Linked DNA regions of Mus musculus: region 1 is linked to region 2. A link is a loop called in an ENCODE intact Hi-C map of the cell type or tissue named here. Cell type or tissue: left cerebral cortex. All regions are shown on one strand. Each heading gives the region's core, and the rest is flanking DNA. Links, peaks and the distances in the headings are about the cores only. Region 1 has its middle 23 kb from the start of Gm23902. Region 2 has its middle 98 kb from the start of Gm23056.

Region 1 (8,338 bases), core at 27-8,026, 320 kb after region 2:
AAGCCGTAGGGATCTGCCTGTTGCTGCCTCCCCAGTGCTGGGATTGCAAGCTCTAGATCCTACACCCAGCTTCTTCTTCTTCCTTTTTTTTTTTTTTTTTTTTTTTTTTTTTTTTTGATTGAACACATGTCCTCATGCTTGCTTCAAGGAAAACATGTTATCAAGAGAGTGATCTCACTAGCCATTTAACTTTTTAACCAGTTCTACTTCAAACAGCAGCTGCCATATCAGCCAGTTAGGTATGAAATCCAAATATTTGTCAATGCTGTGCCAGATGCACCACCGTTGGCAGTGGCTCTACCCAGTGCTGAGAGTGAGCCAGGATGACGGAGGGATCACAGCCCATCTGAGGCAGGTGGGTGGGGCTGAAGAGAAGCAAAGCATTGCCTTTTCCCTCCCACAGAGCTATTTTCTATTTGGCTAAAAATAATAATATAAAGCCAGAATGCATTAAATAATGATAACTACTAGGTGAAAATAAAATCACTTATAGCTGAGAATTTTTCTCACTAATTGCTAAACTTTCAAAACATCGCCCCCCCACCCCACCCCACCCCACCCCACCCCACCCCCGCCGCAACTAGTTTCGACATTTTGCCTATGTGGAGCTTTGAAAGATGATTTTAGAGACATATGTGTTCAACCTTTTGAAAAGATTTATCTTGCTCTCTGTGTATGTGTATATATGTATGTATGTATGTATGTATGTATGTATGTATGTATGTGTATGTATGTACGTATGTATGCATATGCCCAAGTAAGTATTGCTGTGTGTCAGACAATAGAGGTCAGAAGATGATCTGGGGCTGGATTCATGGGTACTCGTGAGCCTCCTAATGGGCTGACTAGAACACAACTCTGGTCCTCTGTAAAAGCGGCAAGTGCTCTTAACCATAGAGCCATCTCTCCAGCACCCTACCTTTTGGGTTTTTTTTTTATTTTTTCTTTGTTTATTTGCATTTCTATTTTTGTTTTTAGAGACAAGGTCTGTTAGTATAGCCCTGGCTATCCTGGAACTTTGTAGGCCATGCTGGCCTCGAACTCAAAGATTCACCTGCCTCTGACACCCAAGGTCTGGGACTAAAGGCGTACAACAATCTGCCTTGGTTTTTTGTTTTTTTTGCTTTGTTTTGTTTTTGTTTGTTTTATTTTCAGTGTCTCACTGCGTAGCTCAGACTAGCCTCAAGCTTGCGTCTTCCTTCCACAAGCTCCCAAATGCTGGGATTACAGGTGTGCCCGTCACACCTGACTTCATCCAGCTTTTACATGTGTAAGACAGGTGAAAGAGAGAAATGAAGTATTTATTAGTGGCCTGGAGGATTTGAGGTACAAATCCCAGGCAGGTAGTATATGCCTACAGACGACCACACCCTAGGAAGAGAGACTTAGCAACCGTATATAGAGCGAATAAAATGGAAAAAAAAAAACTGTGATCAAGAATATCAGGGGACTAGACATGTGGCTTAGTTGGTAGAGTGCTTGACTAGTAGCATGCACAAAAGCCTGGGCTCCATCTTTAGCACAGGCCTAAAGTGGACATAGTGGTATACACCTGTAATCCCAGTTGAGAGGAGGAGAAGGAGAAAGAGGAGGAGGAGGAGGAGGAGGAGGAGGAGGAGGAGGAGGAGGAGGAGGAGGAGGAGGAGGTGGAGGAGGAGGAGGAGGAGGAGGAGGAGGAGGAGAAGGAAGAGGAAGGAGGAGGATCAGGAGTTCAAGATCATCTTCCAGAGGCCTTCCTAGGCACAAGAGACCCCATCCAAAAGAAAAGAGAAAACAAAAGCAAAACATAAAACCACTGATCATGCAAGGTTTGAAAGAACCTAGACCAAGAGATTGTAGAAAAGCCAACGGGTGGCGATGGCAGTGGCCTAGCAAACTTAGAGGAGCAAAACAGAACAACTCTGCTTTTCAGAAAAGGCGAGATGATGTCAGTGTTATGGGGGATCCCTTGTGGGAGGACCCCAAGCCTCAACCACAGACCAGAGGTGGCAGTGGGGAAACAGGGCCCTCAAGACAAGCAGCTGGGGAAAGAGAAGAAATGATGTAAGAGGCTCTGAGGAAAGGCTCTTGGCCACTGCTCCATGTGGAGGATGTGAGACAAGAGAGGCAAGAGGAGCAGAGAGTTCCAATGGACAGAAGCTCGTTATAAGCAAAGGTTCTCGAGGCGCTAGGAAGACAGTTCACTGGGTGAAACTCCTGCACACAAACTTGAAGTCCTGAGTTCGGATCCCCAGAACCTACATAAAGCCATGCATGCCTAATCCCAGTGCTCCTGCAGTGAGATGGGAAGTGGAGACAGGAGAATTCCTGGAAGCTTGAGGTAGCCTGTTGTATAGCAGCCACAAATAAGAAGCAACCAGTCAAGCCGGGCAGTGGTGGCGCACTCCTTTAATCCCAGCACTTGGGAGGCAGAGGCAGGCGGATTTCTCAGTTCGAGGCCAGCCTAGTGTACAAAATGAGTTCCAGGACAGCCAGGGCTACACAGAGAAACGCTGTCTCAAAAAAACGGGGAGAGAGAGACTCCAACAAGGTGAAAAACAGAGAGCTAAAGCTATCTTGTGACTGCCTGTCACTGCCACACATGCACCATAGCACCAATGTGCTTTCTTCATCTTTCTGTCTTTCTCCCCAACCCATGAGACTTAAAAATAAAAGCACTGTCTAAGGCCACAGCACCCTGAACACTCCCAATCTCATCTAAAGAATGAAAGCCATCAAGTGAACCTGCAAGGGTTAACTCCACAGCACAAAGCCCCCACCCAGCTCACCACTCCCCTACCCCCACCCCAGGAGTTCACTGACAGAAAATCTGAACCAATAAGTAACTATTAAATTACTTTACATTATGTAAAACAGTGCCAGGTACACAGTAGAAGCTAATTGAGTATTCATTGATTGACTGACTACTGCAATAAACTGAGAAATAAATCTGGGCACAGACCTTAAATCGTCGTTCATCTGCCCCGATGTCTACCTAAAAGCATCCGAGGCGGGAGGTACATCTGGGAAAAGTGGGAAATTTGGGTTTGTATCCTGGCTCTGCCTCTAACTTGGATGTAATGCCTTACCAAGACCAGTAAAAGTTACTGGGGAAAGGAGAGAGAGATGTTTTCTTAGGTGGTTTAACCACTGAAAAGTCACCCAGAATCTCCTCCCCCACCTGTGTGCCCATTGAAGCTCATTGGAACACACACACACACACACACACACACACACACACACACACACAAGATGTGGTAGTAGGAGACCAGTTAAGAAGAAAAGAGGGATCCACAGGAGTAGGAGAGGAACAAGAAAAGATAAGATGCCTGTGACTATGACCACAATACATTCAGCACATGTATGAAAATGTCATGATGAAACCCACTGGTATTTATAATGCATGATAAAAATTTCATGTCATGAAAAGGGCTGGAGTATACACATTCAGTATTCAAAACTGTACTCTAATAGTTGGCTCTTGTTCAAAATTCTTAATTAATATAGTCTTGTTTTATGAAGTGACATATATAGTTCCCTGTAGTTGGACATGTCTGTTAATTACATTAGTCATCTAAAAAAATCTTAATTTTATGATATAGACCTGACCAAAGGACTGAAAAAAAAGGAAATGAAGCAGTTGTTGTTGTTGTTGTTGTAGCATGCTTCCCAGCATCCTATGGTCATAGAAATGCATCTTCTTGTTAAGTGATAAAGATCATCACACTTTTAGTCTCCTTCTTATAAGACTCTTGGCAATTGGAAGAGGTTTCCCATCAATTTTGATTCTCATGACTTCACACTAAGGAAATGTCTGTGGAGAAGTGCTGTCTCTGGCAGCTCCAAGCTCTTGATCATCTGAGAGTCAATACAAGTTTCACAGACGTGTCACAGGAGAATAGAAAAGAAGTTCCTTTGTTACTAAACATAAATCCGAAGACTAAGCGATTTCTTCTATGCTCATCATAGAAGTGGGATCCTCCAAAATAGAAAAGGTTTTCTGTGTTTTGATGATATTTTGCATTATAATGAGTGTGTGTGTGTGTGTGAGAGAGGGGGGGGGAGAGAAAGAGGGAGGGAGGGAGAGAGAGAGAGAGAGAGAGAGAGAGAGAGAGAGAGAGCTCAAGTGTGTGTATTTGAGACAGTCTTGTGTGGTTCAGGCTGATTTTGAATTCACCACGAATCCAGAATGACCTATAAAATTTCATGCACTTCCCAAGCTCTGGGTTTGTATGAGTGTGTCATCACACCAATTTGTGTGGTGCTGAGGATGAAATCCAGGACTTTGTGAATGCTAGGCAAGCATCCAACCAACTGAGCTACATCCCCAGTCTGCACCATATGGAACTAGATCCATCTCTTGGAGCAGTTCATATTAAAATTTTCTTTATACTCTCCATAACATTTAAGAGGGGGTAGGGGCTTTTGCTGACAGCTTAAAAATAATGAAGCTTCTTAAATAGTAAATAGCTCTAACACGTTGTGCCCTTGGACAACTAAGAGTTAGGTGTGTGTGTGTGTGTGTGTGTGCACTTCCTTGTACATGTGGACACCGAAGGCTAAGTGTATTCCTTGATGGCTCTCCACTTTGTTTTTTGAGACAGAGCCACACACTGACCCTGAGGCTCATCCATTTAGGCTATGCTGATTGGTTACCCTGTCTTCACCTCCCCAGATATGACCTGTATCTTCATGCCCCAGCCTTTAAAGTGATTTCTGAGGATTGAACTCGGGTTCTCTAGGTTGCAAGGCAAGTGCTTTTCCCTACTGACCCATCTGCCTGTCTACTGATTTCCATATTTTCAAATGGAAAAAAAATAATAATTATACAGAGTAATGGCTACATTGGCCAAAAATGGAAGCAGAGTTCCTCTCCTAAGACAGAACAAGAACACTCTGCATTCTATCATGAGATAGATGCCAGGGGAGGCCTGTGACCAGTAATGCTCATGTCTGAGGCAGGTTTGGAACTCCTCTATCCATATTCTCTTTCCGTGAGCACACACTCACATCTGTAAGATCACTGAGACTGAGACCTGTGAGCACACACTCACATCTGTAAGATCACTGAGACTGAGACCTGTGAGCACACACTCACATCTGTAAGATCACTGAGACTGAGACCTGTGAGCACACACTCACATCTGTAAGATCACTGAGACTGAGACCTGTGAGCACACACTCACATCTATAAGATCACTGAGACTGAGACCTGTGAGCACACACTCACATCTGTAAGATCACTGAGACTGAGACCTGTGAGCACACACTCACATCTGTAAGATCACTGAGACTGAGACCTGTGAGCACACACTCACATCTGTAAGATCATTGAGACTGAGACCTGTGAGCACACACTCACATCTGTAAGATCACTGAGACTGAGACCTGTGAGCACACACTCACATCTGTAAGATCATTGAGGTTGAGAGTGCAGTATAACCAGACAAAGGAAGAAAGCTCTCTGACCCACGCTGACCTCTGACATTGATCCCATTAACTAACCAAATGGGCTAGCCTCTCTCATAGTTGTAAGACATTATGTGTAAGGCTTAAGAAGAATCAGCAAAAGATCAGCTTTAAGGATACCTCTGACTTGATCCCTTTCATTTATTAACCATAACCTGGAGAGTACATCCACACATTATCTTTACCTTTAAATATTTTTTTCCATGTAATGAGATATGGGACTTCAGAGAAACCAAAGACTCTTTCCCTTCATATCTCTCAAATTTATTCTTCAATATACTTAAGACAAATTATAAATGATAACTTTTTTCTTTAGTTAATTACTTTATGACAATCTCTACCAGTCAATTCCCAAAGGTACAGGTCTTCTCCTTATGGTCTGCAATCCATACCCAGCATTTAGCAAGAACTGGGTACCTAGTAGATGTTTAAGATGAATATGCTGGGCTGATAACAAATCTCAGTTGCGTTGTATGCTTGCCTAGAATTCGTGAATCCCTAGGTTTGGTTCCTAGTACCACATCAACCTGGTGTGATGGCTACCCCTGTAACCCCAGAACTGGAGAACAGAGGGTCAGAGGGCCAATGTTATCAAGATGAATTCCAGGCCAGCCTAGGAGTTTTAAGACCCCATATAAACAAACGAACGAACAAACAGTGCACTCACTGAGCTAGCAGTGATGCCGCGTACGCTTTAATTCCAAAGCCCAGGAGCCTACTGGAGGAGAATGGCAAGTTCAGGGCCAGCCTGAGCAAAACAGTGAGACCTCATCTAAAACAAACATTGTTGAGTAATTGAATAAATAAGGAAATAAATAATCAGGGATCGTAAGACTAAACCCAAGCCCATAACTATCTCATAGGATTAGATAAACACCTACTATTTTATTATTAGATAGAAAACTTGCCCTACCTTCCAGAATTCTGTGTTCTAATGAAATAGATTTATAATAATATGATGGCTAACACTGCAGTTGTATTCCAGACACATTAACTCATGTACAACAACTCTAGGAGGGAGCTACTCAGTGTGTATGAATACTGAGGCACAGTGAAGTAAGTTGCCCCAAGTTCATACGTCTAGTACCTCTAGTTCCAGGCGGACTTATGTGTAAATATAGACTTTCTCCCTTTGTGTTGCTGAGGCTAGAACCTAGGGCCCCATATAAAGCCTTATCCACAACAGGCAGAGATATTCTACCACAACTACATCCTCAGCCCCCAGAACTGTGGTTTGGATTTGTTTGTTTGTTTGTTTGTTTGTTTTCTTTAAAATGGGGTCCGCTATTTAGCCCAAGTTGGCCTCAGATTCTCTATCTACCTATTCTTGTCGGCTGATCTCAGATTTTATATAGTTGAGGATGACCTTGAATTTCTGATCTTCCCATTTCCATCTTCTGAGTACTAGGATCACAGGCGTGCACTACAAAGCCCAGTTCTATGAAGTACTGGGGATCTAACCCAGGGCTTTCTGCTTTCCATGCAACACTCTACCAGCTGAGCTACAGCCCTGGGCTCAGAAGTCATACATACTGTTAACACAACACTTTGGTAGCTTGTTCTTTGATAAGCCAACAGACTAATGCCAAGAGAAGCCATGGGAGGGATCTATATAGGATTTGAGGAAGCAGGGGAGGAACAACTGGGTGCAAACCAAAGGCACAGCAAAAACCAAGAGTGAGCCCATGCATGCTGCCAGGGAAGATCTCTCTGGGAAGGGTTGTGCACTACATACAGAGCAATGCAGTGATTCCCTGTGGGTTGGAGTCAGTCTCCCCCTCCCTCTGCTTGCTCATTTCAGCCTTGGTAGCACTGTGAGTGCTTCAGTGTGAGCTCTGTACAGGAGTCAGGCTCGGGCTTCAACAGTTGAATGAGGATTTTGGAATGGGGCTATCAATGACCCAAAGTTCAGAGCTGAAGATGCAACAAGAGTCACCCACACAATACACGGAACTGTTCTTCATCTTGGCCCTCCCCCCCTCTCTCTTTCCCCTCCTTCTCCAAGAGGAAGGACCTGTCTCTTCCAGTCTCCATATATGTCAGGTCTTTCAACTGGGATCACTTCCTTTAATTAAATGATAGGCTACGAGTGCGGCTTCTGGTTCCACTTCTCCTGTTTCCAGGGGAGACACCATCCCACTCACACCTCTCTCACAAGGCTCCAAAATTACCCTAGTTTGTAGACTTGGTTCCTCAAAGTAGTTCAACGGAACTTTGAATTGCAAGGGGAAATTGCACGTTCCTCTGGTGGTGCAATTTTTAAACAGCTTGATGAGACCAATGCAGTTGGAAAGAAGATAGTATTTAATTCATGCCTTCTCGGAGGCAGTTATCTTTAATTAGCTCTTTGGTCACTGAATCAATAAAGCAAAGACCCTTTTCTATGAGATAAGTTATAGGAAGTTAAATAAAAGAAAGCTTCCACTCAATTAAAAGTTACTTTGGGGCTAGCACTATGGATTAGTGGGTAAAGGAGTTTGCTGCCAAGCCTGACCACCAGAGTTCCATCCCTGAGACCCTCGCATGGTGGAAGGAGAGAACCAATTCCCAGAAGTCCTCCTTCCACCACACAAACACACGTGCACATTAATAAATGAAAATGGGGGTGGGGCTGGAGAGATGGCTCAGCGGTTAAGAGCACTGACTGCTCTTCCATAGGTCCTAAATTCAAATCCCAGCAACCACATGTGGCTCACAACCATCTGTAATGGGATCCAATACCCTCATCTGGTGTGTCTGAAGAGAGCGACAGTGTACTAACCAGTACAGTATTTATTTTAATAAAATAAATAAATCTTTTAAAAAAATAAATGAAAGTGATTCTTTTTAGGTTACTTGATATGGCTTTACTAACTTTCTCTTTTCCAACTTTCCATAACTTTTAACTTGT
Region 2 (8,338 bases), core at 131-8,130:
TGCTCTGCCAGCTGGTGTGTGTGTATATATATATGTGTGTGCACATGCGCACATATGAGTGTTTCCCTGTAGACGAGAACCTCAGGTGTCCTCAGGTACCATCCACCTTGTTTGTTGTGAGACAGGTCTCTCCCTGGCCTGCAATTCACCAAATAAGCTAGGCTGGCTGGCCATTAAATACCAGGGGTCCTTTTGTCTCTTTCTACCCTGCACTGAGATTTTGAGAACACATTACAGGGCCCAGCTTTTCCACATGGTTTCCGAGGCTCCTACTCAGCTCCTCCTGCTTGCCCAGCAAACATTTTTCCCCCAACTGAGCCATCTTCCAGCCCTACCTAACCCCGTTTTATACATGATGGAACTAAGTCTCAGACAAACTAAGGAACCTTCACACATCACCGATAATCAATGGAGTTACAGTTTGTGATGCTAAAGCCGGGGCTCTGGGTCTACCTTCCCTAAAAATTCTCCACCTCCATGATTATCACCCTTTTGCCTCTTCCTCCTTCTCATCTGCCTTTGTTACCACACCCTATCCATGTCCACACTAGCTCCTATCAGTTATCCAGGCTTCTCTCTCTCTGTCTCTCTGTCTCTCTGTCTCTCTGTCTCTCTGTCTCTCTCTCTGTCTCTCTCTCTCTCTCTCCCTCTCTCTCTCTCTCTCTGTCTCTCTCTCTGTCTCTCTCTCTCTCATTCTCCGTTACTATCCAGGAAGTTGTATCTGCCTAGAGATCCTAAGGACCACATCTCTAAATCACACCCCACGCCACACCACAGACAGAAAAGAACCCATTCTGCAGCAGGAAAATGACACAACCAGTGTCATTGGTGGTCATGAGAGCAGAGACACAGGAGCAGCCCCATTTGCTGGGCGCTTCTCCATCTGCTCAGCCACAGCTTCATGGCTGTGCTTTACTGATCCCTGTGGACATGCCGGGATATTTCACACATTACCAAATACACACATTAAAGTTGGTTAATAGCATTCAAGGAGCAGAGACTGTTATGTGAGAATAAAATGTACTGTAAAATGAGATTTTAGAGCTAGCGAATGGAAAAGACTAGAAACCTCCCCTCCCAGTAAGAGCCACCCAATAAGCGCTAAGCCCCGCCCCCCCCAGGAGTGCCTTCCTTATATGAAAGAAGCCCTCTACATCCCACAAACCTGAAAAAATAACACAACAGGAAGCCTGCGGCTGGGGTCTTTGACTCACTCTATCTACAATCGTGCACTGATTTTATCTTTATTACTATGAAAATGATGGGCAACTTTCTGACTTTTTTATTTACATGTATTTATATACTTATTTTATGTTTTGAGACAAGGTCTCGTGTAGCCCAGTGTGGTCTTGAGTTCTTGTTATGTGGCTGAGGGTTACATTGAACTCTTGATCCCCCATCATCGATTCCCCAGGAGCTAGAATTACAGATGTGTACCACCGTACCCAGTACCAGCCAGGGAAGACAGATGTGTACCACCATACCCAGTACCAGCCAGGGAAGACAGATGTGTACCACCGTACCCAGTACCAGCCAGGGAAGAAAGGTGGCCCAATGTATGTGTGGGTGTATGTTTGTCTGTGTCTGTCTCTGTCTCTGTGTCTGTCTGTCTCAGTGTTTATGTATATGTATGTGTATACATATACATGTATATGTATGTGTGTGTGTGTGGAATACAGATACACACATGCCATAGAGAACAAACAGAGATCAGTCCTCACCTTTCACCTTGCTTGAGACAGGGTCTCATCACTGTTGTGTGGGACAGGGGGTGATCTGGCTAGCAACATTTAGGGGATCCCCCTGCCTTTGCCTCCCACCTCTTTAGAAGTGTTGGAATTCTAGATACATGCCCTACAGTGTCCAGCTTTACCCGTGTTCTGAGAGTCTGAGCACATGTTCTCAGGCCTTACATGACCCTCTCAATAAGGGAGGCCTCATATAAGGACAAGCGACCTTTGAACACATGTGTAAAGGACACAGAGAGGGAGCCCTGTGCCTCTGTAGGAGGACATTCTGGCAGGAGGTTCAGTGCCTGCATGTAAGCTCTAGGACCCAGGCTTAGCCTACAGCTGGTCTGGGCTGTCCTTCCAGTGAAGGATGACACTGCCAGCCACCAAACTTGGCCACAAGTTCCAGGATATGTTTTTGCCTGTCAGGTTTCTCATAGACTCCCAAACCACCCAAGTGAAAAACCCCACATCTATGCCAAAGGCAAACAGGAGAGGGATTATTCCTTTTATCTGGGGCCTCACAAAAGGAGTCTTTTACTAGAGGGAAACTCCCTGGCACAAGGAAAATGGTTTGAGGTTTAGAGTTGTGATTGTTGATTTTTTTTTCTTTAAATAAATCCATTTCCTACACAAAGCAAGGAAGCCCTAAAGCATTAATGCATTTAGTCAGCTCCAGACACACTTCCCTCAGTCCCCAAAGGAAGCCTTTGCAAGCTGTCCTGCTGAGACAGGGACATGGCCCTCTGGGAAGGCTAGCCCTAACTGGGCTGGATTGCAAAGCTTTAGCTGTAGGCTGCCTCCTTGAGACGTGCTGGTACTGGCTACTTTATGTGCCCTGCTAGGGCCCTTAGAGAACCACGGGGACCCCTTCTATTCACCCTGGCCCTTGTGGCCCAACTCAGACCTATGCTTTTGTTTCATTGGGTATTTTTATTGGCATTTATTGTTTTATAGTCAAGGAAAATACGCCTTTGTAAGATTCAGAAAACATACAAGAGAACAAAGAACTGTGTTTGAAATCTCCATACCCCTCCCACCCAGAGAGAAGCAACAGAGGCAGCCACTCTGGCCTGCCACTTGCTCCTGAGGTTTCTGGGACTTAGATTGTCAATCATGTTTTGTGTCCAAAGCTCTCCCGGGAGATAGGGAGATGGTTCAATCTTCAAGGTACTGGCTGTCCAAGCTTGCAGACTTGAGTCTGATGTCCAGCACGTACATTAAAAGTCACACTTAGTGGTGCACCCTTATAGTCCTAGGACTGAGGAGGAAGAGAAAGGTAGACTCCTGAGGTTTGCTGGACAGACAGACATACCAGCCAAATCAGAGAGTTTCAGGTTAAAAAGTGAGCAAACTGGCTGGAGAGTTGGCTCAGTCGGTTAAGAACACTCGCTACTCTTGCAGAGGACCAGGGTTTGATTCCCAGCATCCATGCGGCAGCTCACAACCATCTGTAACTCCAGTCTGAGGAAATCCAATCCAACCCACACGCACAAGATTAAAATAAATCAATTCAAAGTATACCTTGTTTTTTTTTTAAATGTCAGACACCTTGTCTCAAAATCCAAGTTGGTCAATGCTTGAGGAATGACAGCCAAGGTGTTCTCTCTCTTTCTCTCTCTCTCTCTCTCTCTCATACAATTTTGGAGATATGATGAAATATGAGAAAGTAATGTCTGTGGATAAAAACCAAGCAAACAAGAGAAAAATACAATCATTTGTATAGCTAGCCTCTTCACCCAATGCCTCCTGCAGCCCATACTTTGTGTGCATTTGTGTGCATGTAGGTACATGTGTTGTGTTTATGTGCCTATAGGTATGTGCGTGTTTGTGTGTGTCGGTACATGTGTGTTTATGTACAAGCAGGTAACCTGTATGCCCATGTGTCTTATACATTATTTTTTACCTGGGAATTCCTTTTCTCTCCCCTCTTGTTCCCTTCCATATCCCTGGGATCCTGAGAGCTACAACTATAGAGCTACAGCTGCGGCTGAACAAGTTTCCTCACAGAGAGCCATCTAGAGGCATCAAAAGATCACTACCTCAACAACCGGCAAACGGTATCAAGGCCGGTGTACTGCTCCAGCAATGGCCAGATTGTTACACTGCTGCATCAGCCTGCAGGTTAATTGCTCCTGTGACAAAGACAGAGAGCCAACTGTCACCTACTACATTGAAGCGCTTAGGCCAGACTCTGTTGTGCTCCATAACCATTCTCATATTCTTCTGAAGCTTCCAAGAGACCAGAAAAGACGGAGCCTAAAAGAAGAGCAATAGCTTCACATTAGCCACCCATCTAGAAGGCTGCTCTTCGTTCTTATCCTCCACTCCCTCCCGCCCTGAGGCAGCCATCGGCCACTTCAGTAGCCTTGAAGGCATCCAGGGATGAACCAAACACTCTTTGTCTTTTTGTCATCTGATAGATCCGTGTCCCTTAGTTTCTGGTTTCTATTTGTGCAAAACCAAAAATTAAATTTCTGGTTTCGATCTGGCTCCTGGTTTCTGAAAGGATCTGGCCAAGGCTTTTGTTCATTAGTTTTTTTTTTTTTTTATTTCAAGCACATTTAGAGTCTCTGAAGTCGCCTGAAATAATTACCAGCCCACTGATTCTAATACACAGTTCATCATATTCTAACATTGACTGCCCAGGTGCAAATCTATATTCCCTTCAGACTTAAGAGCAAATTTCCCCTGAGTAATGCCTGCCCTGCTATTTTATCCTAGCTAATATTGATCTTCCTACTCTCCTCTGTAGCCCCTTGCAGTGTGCCAATAATTTTGTTATAGAAACCTTTTATTAATGGACTCTCGTGGCTTAATTTTGTTTAGGTAACTTTAGAAAAAAAAGACAAAAGAGCAACAGTTGGGGGAAAAAAGTGTTATTTGCTCCAAAAGTTAGGCCACCTGTGAAGTGGCTTGTAGGAGTTGAGGTGACAGTGTGAGTAGGCAGTGCTGTTATAAACAAAAGTTCTACCAGCTGTCACAGTGAGTCACCCGGAACAGGAGGATGTCCCACTAAGCTGCAGATTTTGATTATACCCTGAGCCGGGGTGGCACCAAGCCCAGAGTGACTGACACATCTAGACCTAAGCCAACCAGACACCTCGTGGGCTGACTGTGCCGGTGATGCCGAGACACCCAAACTGAGAAAGCCCAAGATGTACGTGGAGAAACTGTGGGTTGACATGTCCGACATGTTTGACGTGAGAAGGACTGTTTTGCCTCAAGACCAGCCTCTACCCAAAGCGATTAAATCAGTCTCTGAGACAGGAGCTAGTTTTTCCCAGGCCGACTGAGTTCTCTGAGAGACTGTTTCTTCAGAGTGAAAGTAATGACAGGAAAGACCAGACCCACAATCCCAGGGGCCTGACCACAGATGAAGCTGCCACCAAAACTCCCCAAGAGGAGGTCAGCGGCTGGACCCAGGGCAGAAGCCTTGCAGAGCTCACACCTGCTCAGACCTGGGCTTTCCAACCGCACTGGTTGGGCCTCTGTTGCCACAGACGCAGGTTACATCACACTCTGGTTGTTGTCAGGAGAAGTGACTGCACGCTGAGCGGAGGGAGCCATCTTCAAGTCTGCTTTTTATCCTGACATTGTAGATCTATCCTAGCTAGCTCTGAGATTAGAGAACAGAAGATAATTAAATCTACCATATGTTCTCTCTAAACACCTACCGTGTTAGCCTGGGATCATACCAGAAACTCTTTCAACCGAGGAAAGTTTAATATTAAGGTTGTTAAAGACAAATCATTCCTGCAAATAGGTAGGTGTTTGTATAGGTGGGTAAGATGATTGGTTAGATGGATTAGATGGATAGATGGTTGGCTGATGGTTGGCAGATGGTTGAATAGGTGGTTATGTGGGTGGATGAAGGATGGATGGATGGATGGATGGATGGATGGATGGATGGATGGATGGATGGATGGATAAAAGTTGGTTGTAGGGTGGATGGATGAATGATATAGGTAAGATGGATGAATGGATATGTATATTGGGTAGGTAAATATATAATGGGTATATATTATATATATGGATTAGTGCTTTATGTGGCAGATAAAAAAGGATAGAAAGGTAGATTAAGAGATGGAAAATGGAGGACTGAAAAGGAATCAGGCATAAATTCCAGAAAATGTAGAAGAAGAAATTAAGTAGCTATTTGCCTTGAATGCACAAAGATCCCTGCACTTAAAACAGAGGGGTGGATGTTGGGGACAGGATGCATATTGTTAATAGTAGGAGAAAACAAATCTGAGAATGTGAGATATCACCACACAGAAGATGGTTTAGAGAGAAGAGAGCAAACAGTATTGTGGTGCTGGTGGGGAATGGCAGAGAGAAGAAAATCTTGGGAAAGGCAAAAGAGCATTGCTTATCTTGGTAACTTTGGCAAAGTGTCTTTGATAGTCAAAACCTTGAGGCAGGCACAGTCTTACATCATCATATGACATCATTTCATGTAGCCATTTGTCCATACACTCTACTGATTCCTTCCCTTCACCAACTCATAGAATGTGTGCCAAAGGAACCTGAGAGGTGCTTTTTGGTTTAGAAGTGTTTACTATTGTGTCCATGTATAGACAAAACTAAGACCTGGCTTTCCTCAAGGGTTGTACAGGGTGAAAGCCTTTTACCCCCCCCCCCCACACACACAGCTGGAAGAGCTACATTCAATGAACTTATAAATAGCCTTTGACACCACTGGCACATAGAACTTGTCTTTTCCTGCCCCTCCTTCAAGTCTTTCACTGAACCCAGCAATGCTCTACTAAAGATCAGGAAAAGGAAACATATTTCAAGCCTCCTACCATTGTGCTATTTGTTGACAGTAGAAAATTTAGTAAAAAGGTTAAAGGGCTGGCTACAATGGCTTTAAGAGTCAAGTGTAAATTTTCTCTTGAGCAGGGACCATCAAGGAGCTAGGGGGTATAGTTCAGTTAACAAGGTACTTGTCTGGCATGAACAAAACCCTGGATTCCATCTCTACTATACTGGATAAAACACAACATAGTAATGTACTATGTAGGAAGTAAGTGGAGACAGGAGGATCTTAGGTTCAAGGTTTGGTTATAGAGTTAACTTGAGACTGATCTTGGCTACATAAGATCTAGTATTAGGAAAAAGAGAGAGAACGAAACAAAGAAACCGTGAGTTGATGAGTAATGCTGTTCTGAGAGGAGGGAAAGCCCTATGTAGCTCTGTTTTCACCAATAATATGCAGGATCTTCAAGGGCTGTGTGGGGACCCCACCACCCTTTCTCCAGCTGTTTCCAGTGTACTAAACCACCCTTCACATCATTTACATCAGTATCCCTATGCTGTTGCGCCAGTTATTCTTAACTGTTAACTTGACACAACCTATAATCATTTGGGAAGAGTGTTTCAATTGAGGAATTGTCTAGACCTGGTTGGCATGCTTGTAAGCGTGTCTATAGAGATAGTCGGTTGTCTTGGTCGCTAGTTGATATAGGAGGGCCCTGCCTACTGTGGGCGGCACCATTCCCTAGTTTTGGGGTGCATAAGAATTGTAAGGGGCTAGATGAGTATTAAGCAAATAGGTAAAATGGGTACATTCATTTCTCTCTGCTCTTGACTATGGATGTGATGTGGCTAGCTTCTTGAGTTCCTGCCAGTCATTCTCTGAAATGACAGACTGTAACTTAAGAGTCGTAAGCAGAAAATAATCCTTCCTCCCTATGTTGCTTTTGGTCAAGATATTGTATCACGGCAACAGGAATGAAATTAGAACAGGTGTCTAGAGGTTTTGTACAGTAAGTGGTCTCCAACAAATGCTTGTTAAACCAACATGTCCATACAATTTTGATGGAACTCATTTTGGAAAATAATTTGGTAAAAGTCTTCTAACTGAGAATATGGCTGTAGACCAGTCTTCATCCTCTTCATCTTTGAAAGGAGCCCTGAATTTTAACAAGGCCCATACCCAAGCTAGATACTATATTTTATAGAAATAGCATCTTTACACATGGTCATGTATCGTACCTGGTAGGAAATGGCATGAGTGTCCACTTGTCCCTTTGTCCCTTTACTAGCTGTGTTGATGAGAAGCTAGTAAACAGAAGCTGGATGCAGACAGTCCCAGTCACTCCTTCCGCTGGGACCACTAAGAGATGCTGTACTCTAAGAAATAAAACCTTCCTTCCTTAAGTTGCTTTTGACAGGTAGTTTGCTTCAGAAACATCTAAAGCAATTAATACAGACACCAAGACAGGGGAACCCTACGTACCTAACAGCAGAAACATCTGAAGTAATTAGTACAGACACCAAGATAAGGGGGAAACCCTACACACCTAACAGCAATAATAAAAATAATAATAAAAAATAAAATAAAATAAAATAAAATAAATAAAAAATAAAAAAAATAAAAAATAAAAAAAATAAAAATAAAAATAAAAATCACAAATAATAAAAATCACAAACTAAGCTTTTGTGCAATTGCACATGTATGGGAGAATGAATGTGTATGCATTCGTGCAGGTATGAATGCATGTGTATGTACATCCATGTGGAAGCCAGAGATCAAACTCATGGTATTCTTCCAGATCTATCTGGTCTGTTTTTGAAAAGGTGGTCTCCCACTGGGACTTTGA

Evidence for each region. Hi-C counts contacts between places; a loop is a spot of excess contacts. Peaks named below come from ENCODE experiments on the same cell type or tissue, not always from the same donor. Only the 100,000 strongest peaks of a DNase experiment are listed, where the experiment ranks them.
Region 1: a loop joins it to region 2, with 7 times the contacts of the local background. A loop is called at or near these places in 2 of 42 quality-filtered maps.

The regions. Positions count from the first base shown.
Region 1 is chr1:128,462,946-128,471,283 of GRCm38, reverse strand. No RefSeq gene overlaps it. Among named protein-coding and RNA genes, the nearest start is that of Gm23902, 23 kb to the left of the region's middle. In left cerebral cortex, for the core only: no CTCF peak of the experiment used is centred there; DNase peaks (open chromatin) are centred at 3,842, 4,254 and 7,589.
Region 2 is chr1:128,783,886-128,792,223 of GRCm38, reverse strand. No RefSeq gene overlaps it. Among named protein-coding and RNA genes, the nearest start is that of Gm23056, 98 kb to the left of the region's middle. In left cerebral cortex, for the core only: a CTCF peak has its summit at 3,763 (motif pointing left); DNase peaks (open chromatin) are centred at 3,824 and 4,771.